2 separate regions of the Homo sapiens genome follow, and region 2 is linked to region 1. A link is an interaction called in ENCODE POLR2A ChIA-PET data of the cell type or tissue named here. Cell type or tissue: PC-9. All regions are shown on one strand. Links, peaks and the distances in the headings refer to the core of each region. The heading gives the core; the rest is flanking DNA. Region 1 has its middle 20 kb from the start of PPP1R14C. Region 2 overlaps PPP1R14C (protein phosphatase 1 regulatory inhibitor subunit 14C).

Evidence for each region. Peaks named below come from ENCODE experiments on the same cell type or tissue, not always from the same donor. Only the 100,000 strongest peaks of a DNase experiment are listed, where the experiment ranks them.
Region 2: POLR2A ChIA-PET joins it to region 1 with 8 read pairs; 4 of 35 experiments call an interaction of 5 or more read pairs at or near these places.

Annotation. Positions count from the first base shown.
Region 1 is chr6:150,119,169-150,127,630 of GRCh38, forward strand. No RefSeq gene overlaps it. Among named protein-coding and RNA genes, the nearest start is that of PPP1R14C, 20 kb to the right of the region's middle. In PC-9, for the core only: no CTCF peak of the experiment used is centred there; no DNase peak of the experiment used is centred there.
Region 2 is chr6:150,172,906-150,181,367 of GRCh38, forward strand. The region is part of intron 1 of PPP1R14C (protein phosphatase 1 regulatory inhibitor subunit 14C); the gene reads left to right. Among named protein-coding and RNA genes, the nearest start is that of PPP1R14C, 34 kb to the left of the region's middle. RefSeq lists an enhancer at 2,642-5,560. In PC-9, for the core only: no CTCF peak of the experiment used is centred there; DNase peaks (open chromatin) are centred at 3,066, 3,506 and 3,956; H3K27ac peaks cover 2,615 bases.

The DNA.
Region 1 (8,462 bases), core at 2,128-6,127:
AGAGACTTAAATTGTTGGTGGAGGCTGTGCAGCTCTGGGGTTCTGAGCAGAGTGATTTCGTGTAATACTGTCAGTGAAGTTAGGGAACAACTCAATGGATGAGAGAGCTCCTAGGAGAAAGTGGGAACAACTGGACGCATCCGTTGTTAAGTGATCAGAATGTTACTGCTCTCACACGGAGTGAAGTGAATCTCTTCTCTGCTTTACGGATTTTTTGCAGACTGTTGGATGGGCGGCAGGCCAGAGCCAGCTGGGACCACAGGAGGGACCACAGGAGGAAGCTGGTGTGAGTGCTGTGAGGCCCTCAGATTTAAGTGAATGGTTTGGAAACCTCCGGGGAGAAGTCTACTTCCTGTTGCTACTTTTCTTCTAAATGAATACAGTGTAAATATCTGGCCAGCACAGCAGCAGCAGCTCAACCACATGCTTTGAGAACTAAGCCAAAAAAAATGTAATATTTCTGCAAGTATGTTCTATTGGAGTCTTTGGCTAAATGTGTGATCTTTATAAAATTAAGATAATTTTTAATTGACAAAAATTGCAAGTATTTACGATCTACAACATGATGTTTTGAAATTTGTATACACTGTGAAGGGCTACATCAAGCTAATTAACATATCCATTACCTCACATACTGTTTTTTTTGGATTTTTTTGTTGGTTTTTTTTGGTGGTTTAGACACTCTCAGCAATTTTCAAGAATACATTACATCGTTACTGTTACTAACTATAGTCATGGTGATTGTACAAAAGGTCTTTTGAACTGACTCTTCCTGTCTAATTGAAATTTTGTATCCTTTGACCAACATCTCCCCAGACCTTCCCCCTGTGCAACCCTCGTAACCACCTTTCTAGTCTTCTGTTGCTCAGTCTCCCAGGCTGCAGTGCAGTGGCGTGATCTCTGCTCACTGCAACCTCCACCTCCGGGGATCAAGCAATTCTCCTGCCTCAGCCTCCTGAGTAGCTGGGATTACAGGCGTGTGCCACCATGCCCAGCTAACTTTTTGTATTTTCAGTAGAGACGGGGTTTCGCCATGTTGGCCAGGCTAGTCTCAAACTCCTGGCTTCAAGTGATCCACCTGCCTCGCCTCCCAAAGTGCTGGGATTACAGATGTGAGCCACCACGCCTGGCCTGAGTTTGACTTTTTTAGATTCCACATATAAGTGAGATCATGAACTAGTTTTCTTTCTGTGCCTGGCTTATTCCACTTAGCATAATGTCCTCCAGGTTCATCCATGTTGACACAAATGACAGGATTTGCTTCCTTTCTAAGGCTAGATAGTGTTCCATTATGTATAAGTCACATTTCTTTATCCATTCATCTGTTGATGTACAGTTAGGTGTGGGAGTGTAGATATTTCTTCAATATACTGATTTCATTTCCTTGGATGTATACCTAGAAGAGGGACGGCTGGATCATATGGTAGTTCTGTTTATAGTTTTTTGAAGAACCTCCATACTGCTTTCCATCATGGCTATATTAATTAACATTCCCTTTCCTCCACATCCTTGCCAACTCTTGTTACCTTTTGTCTTTTCAGTGACAGCCATGCTAGCAGGTGTGGGGTGGCATCTCATGTGGTTTTGCTTTGCATTGCCCAGATGAGTAGTGATGTTGAACATCTTTTCATATACCTATTGGTTCTTCATATGTCTTCTTTTGAGAAAAGTCTATTTAAGTCCTTTGCTAATTTTTAAAATTTTAACTATTTATTTTTATGGGTACATAGTAGGTATATATATTTATGGAGTACATGAGATACTTTGATATGGGTATACAATGCATAATAATGACATTAGCAAAAGTGGGATATCTATCTCCTCAAGCACTGATCATTTCTTTGTGTTATAAACCTTCCAATTATACTCTTTCTGTTTTATTTATTTATTTTTTGAGACAGAGGCTCACTCTGTCACCCAGGCTGGAGTGTAGTGATGCGATCTCGGCTCACCGCAACCTCCGCCTGTTGAATGTTGTCAAATGCATGGGTTCAAGCGATTCTCCTGCTGCCTCAGCCTCCCGAATAGTTGGGATTACAGGTCCATGCCACTGCGCCTGGCTAATTTTTGTATTTTTAGTAGAGATGGGGTTTCACCATGTTGGCTAGGGCGCTCTTGAACTCCTGACTTCAAGTGATCCACCCGCCTCGGTCTCCCAAAATGCTGAGATTACAGGCATGAGCCACCATGCCTGGCCTTCTTTCTGTTATTATTACTTTTTTTAATTATTATTTTTTTTGAGATGGAATCTCACTCTGTTGCCCAGGCTGGAGTGCAGTGGCAGGCTCACTGCAAGCCCTGCCTCCCGGGTTCACGCCATTCTCCTGCCTCAGCCTCCTGAGCAGCTGGGACTACAGGTGCCTGCCAGCATGCCAGGCTAATTTTTGTATTTTTAGTAGAGACGGGGTTACACTGTATTAGCCAGGATGGTCTTGATCTCCTGACCTCATGATCCACCCACCTCAGCCTCCCAAAGTGCTGGGATTACAGGCGTGAGCCACTACGCCCAGCCTCTTTCTGTTATTTTTAAATGTACAGTAAATTATTGTTGACTGTGGTCACCCTGTTGTGCTATCAAATACTAGATCTTATTCATTGTACCTAACTATAGTGTTTGTATCCAGTAACTACCTCTGAGTGCTCCCACCTCCATCACCCTCACTACACTTCCTAGCCTCTGGGAACTACTTTTCCTCATTTTAAAAATCAGGTTGCCTTCTTGCTACTGAGTTGTTTGAGTCCCTTATATATTTTGGATATTAAATGTATGACTTGCAAATATTTTCTCCCTTCCTGTAGATTTTCTTTTCACTCTGTTGGTTGTTTCCTTTGCTGTCAGAAGCTTTTTAGCTTGATGCAGTCTGATTTGTCTATTGTCGCTTTTGTTGCCTGTGCTTTTGAGCTCATAGCCAAAATATTATTACTCAAACCAATGTCATGGAGCTTTCTCCCTATGTTTTCTTCTAGTAGTTTTGGAGTTTCAAGTCTTATATTTAAGTCTTTAATTCATTTGGAGTTGGTTTTTGTATATGGTGTGAAATAAGGGTTTAATTACATTCTTCTGCATGTGGACATCTAGTTTTCCCAACACCATTTATTGAAGAAACTGTCCTTTCACTATTGTGTATTCTTGGGACCCTTGTTGAAGATCAACTGACCATAAATGCATGGATTTATTTCTGAGCTTCCTGTTCCACTGGTCTGTATATCTTTTTTATGCCAGTACTGTGCTGTTTTGATTACTATAGCTGTGTAGTAGATTTTGAGATCAGGTAATGTGATACCTTCATCATGGTTCTTTCTGATAAAGATATTTCTGGCTTTTCAGGGTCTTTTGTGGTTCCATATAAATTTTAGGATTTTTTTTCTATTTCTGTGAAAAATGTCATTGGGATTTTCATGGGGATTGCACTGAATCTGCAGATTGCTTTGTGGATATGGACATTTTAACAATATAAATTATTCTAATCCATTAGCACAGAATATCTTCCCATTTATTTGTATCTTCTTCAATTTTCCCCCTCCCTCCCTCCCTCCCTTTCTTCCTTCCTTCCTGCCTTCCTGCCTTCCTTCTCTCCTTACTTCCTTTTGAGATAAGGTCTCACCATGTTGCCTAGGCTGGAGTGCAGTGACATGATCATAGCTCATTGTAACTCTGAACTCCTGGGCTCAAGCAATCCTCCTGCCTCAGCCTCCTGAGTAGCTTAAACCTCAGGTGCACACCACCACACCTGGCTAATTTGTTATCTTTATTTTTTTTTGTAAAGACAGGATTTCACTATGTTTCTTGGGCTGGTCTTGAACTCTTAGGCTCAAGCAATCCTCCTGCATTGTCCTTCCAAAGTGCTAGAATTACAGACATGAGCCACCATGCTGGTCTTCACTTTCTTTCATCAACATTTTATAGTATTTAGTGAAGAGATCTTTCACCTCCTTGGGTAAATTTATTTCTAAATAATTTCTTTCTTTCTTTCTTTCTTTTTTTTTTTTGAGACAGAGTCTCGCTGTGTCACCCAGGCTGGAGTGCAGTGGTGCAATCTCGACTCACTGCAAGCTCCGCCTCCCGGGTTCACGCCATTCTCCTGCCTCAGCCTCCTGAGTAGATGGGACTACAGGCACCTGCCACCACGCCTGGCTAATTTTTGTATTTTTAGTAGAGATGGGGTTTCACTGTGTTACCTAGGATGGTCTCGATCTCCTGACCTCGTGATCTGTCTGCCTCAGCCTCCCAAAGTGCTGGGATTACAGGCGTGAGCCACCATGCCTGGCCATTTTTTTGTATTTTTTTAGTAGAGACGGGGCTTCACCATGTTAACCAGGATGGTCCCGATCTCCTGACTTCGTGATGCACCCGCCTCGGCTTCCCAAAGTGCTGGGATTACAGGAGTGAGCCATCGCGCCCGACCCTATTTCTAAATAATTTCTGATGCTATTGTAAATGGAATTGTTCTTTTGATTTCTTTTTGGAATACTTCATAGTGTATAGAAATGTCACTGATTTTCATACGTTGATTCTGCATCGTGTGTTGATTTTTGCAACTTCATTGACTTGTTTATTACCTCCCTCTCCCTCTCCCTGCCCTGCCCCTCCCCTCCCCTCCCCTTCCCTTCCTGTCCCTTCCCTTTCTTGTCTCACTCTATCACACAGGCTGGACTGCAGTGGCACGAACTCGACTCACTGCAACCTCTTCCTGTCAGGCTCAAGCGATCCTCCCACCTCAGTTTCCTGAGTAGCTGGGACCACAGGCGCATGCCACCATGCCCAGCTAATTTTTTAAATTTTTGGTAGACATGCGGTTTCTCCATGTTGCCCAGGCTAGTCTCAAACTCCTGACCTCAAGTGGTCTGCCCACCTTCACCTCCCAAAGTGCTGGGATTACAGGCGTGAGCCACTGCGTCTGGCCTTGTTTATTATTTCTAACAGTTTTTTGATGGTGCCTTTAGAGTTTTCTATATGTATGATTATGTCATCTATAGACAGAGACAATTTAACTTCTCCCTTTCCAATTTTAATGCCTTTTGTTACTTTCTCTTGCCTAAATGCTCTGGCTCAGACTTCCAGGACTGTGTTGAATAGAGGTGGCAAGAGTGGGCATCTGTATCAGTCTGTTTTCACACTGCTATAAAGAACTACCTGGGACTGGGTAATTTATGAAGAAAAGAGGTTTAATTAACTGACAGTTCCACATGACTGGAGAGGCCTCTGGAAACTTACAATCATGCTGGAAGGCAAAGGGGAAGCAAGGCACGCCTTACATGGCAGCAGGAGAGAGAGAGAGAGAGAAGGGAGAAGTGCCCATCTTAAACCATCAGATCTTGTGAGAACCCATTCACTATATTGAGAACAGCAAGGGGAAAATCTGCCCCCATGATCCAATCACCTCCTACCAGGTTCCTCCGCTGTATATGGGGATTGCAATTCGAGGTGAGATTTGGGTGGGGACACAGAGCCAAATCATATCAGCATTCTTGTCTTGTTCCTGATCGTAGAAGAAAAGCTTTCAACTTTTCACTGCTAGTTGTGGGCTTCTCATATATGGACTTTATTGTGTTGAGGTACATTCCTTCTATACCTAGTTTGTTGAGAGCTTTTATCAGGAAAGGATGTTGAATTTTGTCAAATGCATTTTCTACATCTATTAAGATGATCATATAGATTTTGTCCTTCATTCTGTTCATGTGGTGATCACATTTATAGACATGCATTTGTTGAAACATCCTTGCATGCCTGGGATAAATCCCACCCGATTGTGCTGTTTCATATGCTATTGAATTTGGTCTGTGATGTGGTTTGGATATGTGTCCCACCCAAATCTTATGTTGAAATGTAATCCACAGTGTTGGAGGTGGGACTCGGAAGTGATTGGATCATGGGGGTGGATTTCTCATGAATAGTTTAGCACCATCCTCTTGGTGCTGTCCTTATGACAGTGAGTGAGTTCTCATGAGATCTGATTGTTTAAAAGTGTGTGACACCTTCCTCTGCTACCCATCTCTCTCTCTCTCTCTTTTTTTTTTTTTTTGAGATGAAGTTTCTCTCTTGTCACCCAGGCTGGAGTGCAATGGCGTAATCTCAGTTCACTGCAACCTCGGCCTCCTGGGTTCAAGTGAGTCTCCTGCCTCAGCCTCCCAAGTAGCTGGGATTACAGGTGCGCACCACCACCATGCCCAGCTAATTTTTATATTTTTAGTAGAGACAGGGTTTCACCATGTTGGCCAGGCTGGTCTGGAACTCCAGACTTCAGGTGATCTGCCAGCCTTGGCCTCCCAAGTGCTGGGATTACAGGCGCGAGCCACCACACCCAGCCTCATTTCTCTCTTGCTCCTGTGCCTGCCATGTGATGTGCCGGCTCCTGCTTCTCCTTCTGCCTTGACTAAAAGCCCCCTGAGGCTCCCCAGAACCAAGCAGATGTGCCATGCATGTACAGCCTGCAGGACTGTGAGTCAATTAAACCTCTTTTCATTATAAATTCCCCAGTCTCAGGTATTTCTTTACAGCAATGCAAGAACAGCCCACCACACTTTGATGATATATATATTTTTTGAGAATTTAAGCATCTATGTTCATCAGTGACATGGGCCTAGAACTTTCTTTTCTTACAGTGTCCTAAAAAGAAGTATATTTTCTTTAAAAAGTGACTTAGTAGGTTTTTATGGGTTGAATTAAGTCCCACCAAAAAATATGTTGAAGTCCTAGTCCCCAGTACCTCAGAATGAGGCCTTATTAAGACAGCATCATTGAAGAGGTAATGAGTGAAGATGAGGTTGCACTAGACTTAGGTGGGGCCTTCATCCAATATGACAGGCATCCTCATAGGAAGAAGAGAGAACACACAGACACACATGGGGAGACAGCCATGGGAAACACAGGCCGAGATGGAAGTGCTGCAGCCACAAGCCAAGGGAATGTCCAGGATGGACGCATACCACCAGACGCCAGGCAGAGGCAGAGATTCTGCCCTGCAGGTGTCAGAGGGAGTGTGGCTCTGTGGGCGCCTTGATTTTGGACTTTTGGCTTCCAGAACTGAGCAAGAATCAACTGCTGTTGTGTAAGCCACCCAGTTAGTGGTGCTTTGCTATAGAGCCCTAGGAAATTAATATGCAGGTATTTCTCTTTTTTTTCCTTCTTGAGTAAATATAATTCTTTCTGAATGTCAACATTTCAATTTTTTAAAACAAGGCACTCCATATTTTTAGATATCTGCACTTCATTTTAAGCTCCTGAAGTTTTTGCCTCACATGTAAACTTCAGTATTTTTAACACACACTGTGGTATACAGTACTAAGAAGGGATTCCATAGTGTTCTAGGATCATTCTGTTAAAAATCAGCTGTCATTAATGAGTGTGTGGCCATTTCAACATTTGGGAATCCTGGCCTGATATATAAACAGCAGCATCATTTTTGTCTCTTGTGTCCCTTAAATTCCTCTGTGGCCTTTACACCTGTCTCCTGCTCAAGGAGAAAGCACTAGAAGCTTTCCTGGTCATTTTCAGAGCTTTTCTGGTTACTTTTCGTTGGCCAGGTTCAACGCAGGACTTAATACGCTCAGGTCAGTGTAACATCAAAGCTTGACTCCTCCCTAAACTTCCTCTCTTCCTGCAGCTTTGACTGCCTCGGGCTAGGAGCTGCCAGCTGTGATGGTGGTGGGAATGGCAGGGGTGTGTGGTGGGCTTCACCCTCTATCCCTATGCTTGGCTCTAGGGCTCCTCCCCAGTCAGCTACCTCTGGTGTTTGGAGTCCAGGGCAGGAAGAGCAAGGAAGAGAAACCGGAAAGTTGACTTTTCATGATTAAAATGGCAGCCCCACCTGCTCATGTTCACGGCTGCCTTTTCTCGTTAGAACATCACTTTCTAACATGCCTTACAGCTTGCTTATTTGCTATGCTCATTGTTTACTGTCTTCTCCCACAGATATAGAATCTCTGCGAGGGCGGGGCCTCTGTTTTGTTCACTGATGTGTCCCAGGTAGAGGATGCTTGGTAGTAGGAGGTGCTCAGTGAACGTTTGTTGGAAGACTCTGAATTAAACAGAAAGATCGGCAGCACCTTTCTGTGCGTGGCAGGTTGGAAAGATGAGTTTGTTCCCCTGTGCCCTTTTGTGAGTTGGCGGAAGTCCCCTTGCCCAGCCCAGTGCCAAGTTCCTGTCACTGGGATCTCTGTTGCAGCTCTCTAACATGGGTGAAGCATCTCGATCGTATCTGGTTGCCATCGGCTCCATACCTCTGTCACCAGGAAGGCCTTCTTTAGCTGCTTTGTCTGAACCCTCCCTGAGGCCCCTTCGACTGGGATCCATGACATTCTTTCGCTTTGCCCTCTTCCGGCCACATCTGGTTCTCACTGGGGCTCCACGCTTGGTTCCTGGGAAACACTGGGAGGTGGCCGTCCCCATGCAGTGCCTCTTCTGCCTCTATTGGCACAGCTGCCAGCCTGCCAGATTTGTCAAGTTTTTCGGGCCTGGGTCA
Region 2 (8,462 bases), core at 1,582-5,581, 53 kb after region 1:
CCCATCAGCCATGCTGCCTTATAAGCCACTCAGTCAACTCCCCATCCACCTCCAAACTGCTGCTTGCCTGGCCTCCCTCTTCATTGATGATGTGATGAGCCACCCAAATAGACCTGGAGTTTTTTTTGTGTTTTGAAATAATTTTAATTTACAGATTTGCAAAGAAAGCACAGAGTTTTCCCCATGTACCCTTCACCCAGCTTCCTCCAATGTTGACATTTTCCTGTGCATTTCTCGACACTAAGAAATCAGCAATGGTACAAGGTAGCTAATGACAATCTTTATTGAGATCTCCCCATTTTTTCCACGAATGCCCTGTCTCTTCTAGCATGTCTTCTAGGAAACCACATTGCATGAGTGGAGTTGGTTTTCAGCTCCTCTCATTTTCTCCCACACTTGGCACCACCTAATCTGGTCTCTTATCCTTACCCTTTTTTTTTTCCATCCCTATGGTGAGTGCCCGGGCCCAGCCTTTTCCACTCATGTGGAGCCTTTGGCACCCTCTCCTGGACTCCCTTCCCCAGATTCTCCCACCTTGCTGTATACATGCTGCTCGGAGAGGCCACTGTAAAAATGACTCTTCTCAGGGGGCTCAGATCTCTCCCTGAATGAAGTCTGAGCTCACTACAGCCCTCCTTTGTAACTTTCCAACTTGGTCTTGCACTACTTTCCAATTTCAGCCTTCTTCTGCAGACAGGTGGGTCTCTTGGCAGACAGATGAGTCTCTTTAACTCTGTTTAATACCTGAGGATGCCTGGTTCTCACTGTGTTTTCCTAACGTGCTTTATCTTGTTCAGTCTTCAGAATAATGCCGATGCCAGCCAGCGCTAGGAATGGAGGCCCGCAGAGGCTTATGGAACTGGCCCATGGTCACTCAGCCAGGACATGGGAGCCCAAGACTGCAGACCTGAGGCTCCTAAGCACCCCAATCTCTCATCTCAACTTCAGGATAGCCTCGTGAGTTCTGCTCACGCCATTCCCAGGATCCCCCATCCTCAAAGCTTCCTCTGTCTTAGTCCTGCCCATCCTTCAAAGCCCAACTTGAACCCCGTCTCCATGAGGTCTTTTGTTTTAGGCTGAAATCAATTTGCTTATTTGGCACCTCTCCCTCCCCCCCACCCCCGAGATTTGTTAAGGTATTATTGAAAAATAATAATTATATATACTTGCAGTGTACAGACATGATGCTTTGATAGGTGCATACGTTGTGAAATGATTAAATCAAGCTAATTAGCATATTCATCACCTCACATACTTACCATTTTCTAAATTGTGAGAACACTTACTAACTTACCCATACTTCTTGGTATTTATAAATCAATTACAAAGAAATGCTATGAGTCTCCCTCTGTCGCCCAGGCTGGAGTGCAGTGGTGCGATCTCGGCTCACTGCAAGCTCTGCCTCCTGGGTTCACACCATTCTCCTGCCTCAGCCTCCTGAGTAGCTGGGACTACCGGTGCCCCCCACCACTCCCAGGTAATCTGTATTTTTAGTAGAGATGGGGTTTCACCGTGTTAGCCAGGATGGTCTCGATCTCCTGACCTTGTGATCCGCCCACCTTGGCCTCCCAAAGTGCTGGGATTACAGGCGTGAGCCACCACGCCTGGCCGTGTGTGCATTTTTATCTTCTCAATTCGACTGTAAGCTCCTAGAGGGTAGGAACATTGGCTTATAATATATTCTGTCCTCTGGAAGGCCTGGCAGATATTCAGTGTTCAACGGTGTGTTTTAAATAAATATAATTTCCTGGAATATCATTTAATAATAAGTAGTGAAAGCTGGGCGCAGTGGCTCACGCCTGTAATCCCAGCACTTTGGGAGGTGGAGGTGGACGGATCACAAGGTCAGGAGTTCGAGACCAGCCTGGCCAATACGGTGAAACGCCATCTCTACTGAAAATACACAAAAAATTAGCTGGTCATGGTGTCGCACGCCTGTAATCCCAGCTACTCAGGAAGCTGAGACAGGAGAATTGCTTGAACCCGGGAGGCGGAGGTTGCGGTGAGCTGAGATCATGCCACTGCACTGCAGCCTGGGCGACCGAGGGAGATTCTGTCTCAAAAAAAAAAAAAAAAGTAGTGAAGAGGATGTTTCTTTTTTGCTCTCATATTTGAAACATATGATCAATTGGCTTGAACATTGTTTATGATACCACTATGACATTTAATCCGTGTTGACCAAATAATAAAACCAGAAACAACAATAACAGTAGTAGCTCACATAGTGCTTATTATGTGCTGGGCTGTTCTAAGGCTTGCCCATGTTAACTCCTTTCATCCTCTTAATAAACCTGTGAGGTGGATGCTATTTCTGGTCCCATTGTAGCGATGGAACCAGGCAGGAAGAAGTCCAGTAACTTGCTGAGAGCCGTGGAGAAGGTGGTGGAGTTGGAAGGGGCCCCCACTCTGAGCTGGGTCTCTTGGATCTGCTTCAGTGGGATCTCTTAGCAGAGGTCACACATGGACCCAGTGCTTCCCTCTTTTTCTGTGTAAAATCACAGTGGTCATTTACTAAGGATGCAGAGCTCTGATATGTTGAATATGTTTTTGGGAAAGTGAATCTGTTAATATTGTGAGTCCTTATAAATATTTAACTCTCTGCTCTTTATGACTAGTTAGTAATTTCCTTTGTAAAATATTACTTCAACAATAAAAGTGAACTCTTGAGCATGGGGCTGGTGAGGGCATTTCCAAATGCAAGGAAGTTACTTTGACATCTCCCTGGTGGTGCCCAGGTACAGACGGTGGGTAATTACCAGAACTGTTGCTTTGTATGATTTCCCTAGTCAAAGGCTTAATCATTTGACAGTATCTAACCCAGTGTTATTGGATAACATAACCCATGGCTCTTGACTGTGCTAGGTATGAGGCTGGTGTTTTCTCAGCAGAACCAGTTAAAATAAAACCTAGATGTCATATCCCAATCTGGCCTGTTTGGGAAAATGCAGTTTGAACCACAAGCGCAATCTACCCGTGGTGTTTTATAACACTGTTTGCTTGGCCAGTCTTCTTCAGCAGGCCCTGAATATCTTGTACTTCTCTCCCTGGTAACAGGATCTCTAAACCGGCCACACCTGTCATAAGTGACTCTACTAAAGGGGAATTCAGAATTCCACTGGGGATACTTAGAACAGTGAGCTGATGTGATCTTGTGTTATTTTCCCTTTCTTGGGGGTTATCCCTTGATTAATTACCTGTCTGTTGGAGAGAGAGTGTTCTTATAATTGGGGTGAACAGGAGGGCTCTAGTGGGCACCCCGGGGTGAGGGAGTGTGGGGCATTGCAGTAGAACCTAGGCAGCGCTTGGAGCCAGCCCTACTGGCTATCTGGGCAGGCCAGCCCTGGAAGGATTCCCATCTTCTCAACGGGAGTGCCCGTGGCTTCCATGAGTTACCAAGCTGGGAATTGCTTCTAACAATCGAGTTGGAGGCGGGGTGCCCGTGGTACAATCTGTGTCTGGCTTCCTTGGCAACTACCTCTTGTCTTGTTTCCTGCTTCCAGTCAATGCCTTTAGGATTAGGCTGAACTTTCCCCTTCATTGTATGTCTCAGCGTCAAAGAGAGGACAGAGAAGGAACATCTTGTTGCTGTCTTACTTGAAATACCAGATAAGTTCAGGGTTCAATAAAGGTGAGACCTTCCTTAGCTTATTTGAAGGAACTGCTGTTAGTCTAATTCATGATCTGTGTCTTTCTACTGCTATTTTGGTGGATTTGTGGATTGGCGTCCCTGGTCCAGAAGAGTTTTATTATCATCCTCAAATAGTCCACATTCAAACAAATCCCTTTTGGATCACAGAAGTGAGATTTTTTTCCTTTAAGCTGTTATAATGAGTGAGGCCCAGGTAAGGGCAGTGTCCTGCCGTGGCTGCAGGTGTCTGGGTTTGCAGAGGGCCTGAAGGAGTGGCTTCAAACAGGACAATCCTGTTCATCGTGTGGGAGACCCTGTGGGCAAGGAGATGGGTTTTATACGGATGAGGCCACTCAAGGAAGAGGGAGGAGAGATCACGAGGAAGGGCTAGTTATTTAGGGCCGGTCCCACCCTCCAGTGATCCGGCCTCCCCCTGTGTGTCTCTCCCTACCTTCTGGCTGCCTGTGTCCTAACTCCACGTCCTGTTTGCTGCCTTCCCCATACCAGAAATCCTAATATCCACGGCTCAGCCTGGCCCTGGTTCCTGAGAGATGTCTTGCTGTGTAGCTCTGTGGTGGATGTTGTAGACAGTGAACGGCTCTCTGGGCACAATTCAGCCAGTCTCTGTTGTCAGTGGAAGCAGCACAGATCTTCCCTGCACCGTGTGGCCATTTGAAAACAGGGGTGCACTTGACAACTCCAAAAAAACTAAGGTAGACTGTCTTTACCTGTTGTTTCTGTGAAAGGATCTGGGGAGAAGAGAGGGAAAAAATGAAGTCATAGTTTCAGAGCCATATATGGGCCTCACTTAATGGAGTGAGTGTTGGGGCCAGATTTATATTGGGAAGGAAACTATCTTGGTAGATAAGAAGTGAAAATTCTTGCTGGTGTGACCAAAAGGCTGGGACCTGTCTGTTGACAGCAGAGAAGGCAAGCGAAGGGTCATGTGTAGCACGTTCTCAGGCCTGGCCTTGGGGCCTGTGGAGCTTCCATGCAGATCCGGTGGTCACAGATAGCCTTACTGTTCCTTTCCCCCCTCAGTCCCTCTCTGTCTCTCTCTCCCCGGTAGGGTTCAACATACACATATCTGTGGGTGCAAATACATGAGCAGCTCTGAGTCAGTCTTCTTTCCCTCATTGTTGTCCCCAAAGTCCCACAGTCTTTTGTCCTTCTCGGAGACCAGTTGGATTCAGCACCCTGTGAGGCCTGGGGTTCAACTCAGGACAGCTGTCGGGGAGGCAGGGAGTGGGACCTGGGCCGCTTTCTCTGAGCCAGTCCGGACTGCAGCAGAACCCCAGTGACTGTCCCAACAAGAGGCCGGGACAGACTCATCTCCTGAGGCCCCGTCGTCAGGCAAGAAAGATGGGCTTCCCTGTGGCATGTGTGTTTTCCCTCATCACTGTGTGGTTAGCCCCAGCGGGGATATAAATATTGTCCAGATGCTCACTGGTTAATGTTTTACCTCGCACAAGAATGTGCTGTTCCCAGGCAGCTGTGTGTCATAGTTACAGTCTCCTAGAGGGCTTGTGCGTGTGTCTCCTGGAGCCGCGGCTGGCCCTCACCCCCCATGCAGCCTCCGCGAGGCCTTTTGTGCAGAGCCTTGCCCTTGTGTGTGCCCTCCTACTCCATCTGTATCTTGTCGTCAGTTGCTGGCGCCACCTCAGCAGGGTTTACTGTGACCTTTCTTGGGCCCATCTGGGAACAGTGGTAGTAGGTCTGGACCTAGGGGTCCAGTGGGTCTTTCCCACAACCTAGCCTGTGTAAGAGGCTGGAGGAAACCCTGAATGCAGGCAGAGAAGTCTGTCACAGAGGCCCCTGGGGACAGTGGACGCTGGCTCTGTGGGCCGACCAAGGAGCGAGACCAGCTGGAGCATGTCAGGGGATGGTGGGTGTGATTGGAGAGGAGGGCGGTCACAGCAGGTGAGGTTGTGTCCCTCTCCTAATATGCAGGGCCAGCCTTTGAAGTTCATTTCTTCAGTTCAGGTAAAGTCAATACGATTGATTTCTAGACCTATAGACCTATGTGAAGTATCTCAACCAAAGAGATGTTTATCTCCAACCTAAGCATAGCTCTATTTTATTTCTCCTTTTGTTTTTTGGAATCATTAAAGATAAAACTACTCCCAGCCATTACAACTGTCATGATGACATAAAATACTGCATCAGAAATAGTAACCAGGGTCTTTATACTGTTGTTTATTTCATTACTTGGAATGAAAATGACAATCTAAGGTGAAGAGATGGACTTGGTTTGTCTGAAATAGGGAAACATCTAGGTGTAGATTTTCAGATCTCACAGGGGACAAATTTCTTCATCTGCAGAGGAGGAAATAAACAGGATCTGTGTAGCTCTTGGATGACCAGCTCAATACATGGATGCTGGAGGTGAAGGGAGCTCTCTAGGGAAAGTTTGATGGCTGCATTTTTTTGCTTTCTATACTCTCCCTGTCACTACGAATATGGAAGTGTTTTTCGAAGCCTGTTCTACTTCCTAAAACACCTTATAATGCTTTTCCTTTTAGGAGGAAGGGAGGCCTGGAACCAACCTGGGAAGGCACTGGGGAGACCCAGGGAGGAAGGAGACTGTGGTCGCCAAGCATGGTGGCTCATACCTGTAGTCCCAGCACTTTGGGAGGCCAAGCTAGGGGCGCTGCTTGAGCCCAGGAGTTCAGTACCAGCTGGGACAACATAGCAAGACCCTATCTCTATACAAAATAAAAATTTGCCAGGTGTGGTGGTGCTAGCTACTCAGGAGGCTGAGGCAGGAGGTTTGCTGGAATACAAGGGTTCAAGGCTGCGATGAGCTATAATTGCACCACTGCACTCCAGCCTGGGCAGCAGAGTGAGACACCAACAGAAAGAAAGAGAGAAAGAGAGAGAGAGAGAAAGAAAGGAGGGAGGGAGGGAGGGAGGGTCGGCCATGAAGACTTTATCTATATAGCGAGGGTAACAGACAGCCCAGGTGTAGAGAGTCCAGATAAGTGTCTCGATTTTTCCACGTTGGCCTATGTTTTTAAATGGAAACGAACTCTGCAGACCTGCCCTTCATTAGAATCTGAATCCCCAAACATCTTTCTCATGTTTAATCTCTGCCATTGGTTCATGGGCTGTTAAAAAAAAAAAGGGGATAATATCCATGAAGGCTCTCTTACACAGGTGACATAAATAACTTTTTTTTCCAAATACAGCTGTGACAAAACTGAGCAATTATATCCATGCATAGAATGAGTGAGAAAGACAGGAGTTTGAGTCCCAACTCTGCCACATTACTGACTGTGTGATCTTAGGCAAGTTACTTAGACTCTGTTTTTTGGTTTTTCTCATTTGTAAGGTGTGTTTTGGGGAAACAGATAACAAAAGGGATGTTGTAAGAATTAACTGAGATGGGCCAGGCACGGTGGCTCCGGCCTATAATTCCAGCTGTTTGGGAGGCCGAGGGGGATAGATCACCTGAGGTCAGGAGTTTGAGACCAGCCTGGCCAACATGACAAGACCCTGTCTCTACCAAAACCACAAAAATTAGCCGGGAGTGGTGGCATGTGCCTGTAATCCCAGCTACTCAGGAAGCTGAGGCGTGAGAATCACTTGAACCTGGGATCTGAAGGTTGCAGTGAGCCGAGATTGTGCCACTGCACCCCAGCCTGGGTGACAGAGTGAGACTCCATTTCAAAAAACAAACAAACAAGAAAGAATTAACTGAGATGATTCATGCAGTCAAGCATTAGCATAGTGTCTGGTAGATAGGGTGCACTCAGTGGATGTTAGCTATTATTATGTTTGAGACAGTATAGTATGGATTGGTACAAGTGTTGGCCTCAGCTCTAGCTGTGTGACTGTGGGCAAATAACCCCGAGTCTCAGCTACTTCATCTGTAAGATGGGGATATTAGTTGCATCTGCATGAAAGAGTGGCTGTGAGAGCTATACGTGGCAGGGCTTGGGGAAAGTAGTTTAATGAAATCTAAGCACTGTAAGATTTAATGCTTCCATGTTTCATCCAGCATTATATAAGGAACTCTGCACATGTGGGTACATCTCATGAGCTCCTCAGTTTGCCTCCTGTTGTTTTCTCTGATGTCAGTGTTGTCATAGCTGTTCTTGGAAGAGTTGTTTTAGGCATGTGTCTTGAGGTCCTTCCTGTGGTCACTTTAGTGGGTGACACAGGAGAGGCAGTCTGTGAAGCTCCCTAAGAGCATGGCTGGGGTGGGGGCGGAGTGAAGGGTGAAAGCCTCAGATTGTGTGACTTTGAAGGGAGCCTGGAGCTGAGTTGTTTGGAGAGATGATTTTTCTTGCTGAATGATGACCCTGGACTACATCAGCAGGTCTGACAGGGGCTCTAGACAAAATAAGAGACAATCTGGTACAAATCTGCATAGTTGCTGGAAAAATTAGTGTCCACATTCTTCTTACAGTGCATCCAAAATAAGGACCCAATGTCAAAGTGTAGGCTTAACTGGATGAGAGAAAGGTAGAGAAACTACAGCTCCTCCCTCAGGTCAGATTTAAATTGAGTGGTTACTGATGTCTTTTTTAAAATGTGAAATTTAGTGGAGCTGCCTTTGGAAGTGTGGTATTTATCCCCGCTTTAGTCTGTCTATCCATAGTGGCTGGGAGCTTCAGGTTAGGCTGGCATTCTATGAGGTGTTCTTGGTAAGGATTAGCTGGCCTGGAGTCTCACTATGTCACCAGGCTGGAGTGCAGTGGCGCGATCTCATCTCACTGCAACCTCCACCTCTCGGGTTTAAGACTCTCTTGCCTCAGCCTCCCGAGTAGCTGGAATTACAGGCACACACCACCACACCCAGCTAATCTTTCTGTAGAGGTTATTATTATTC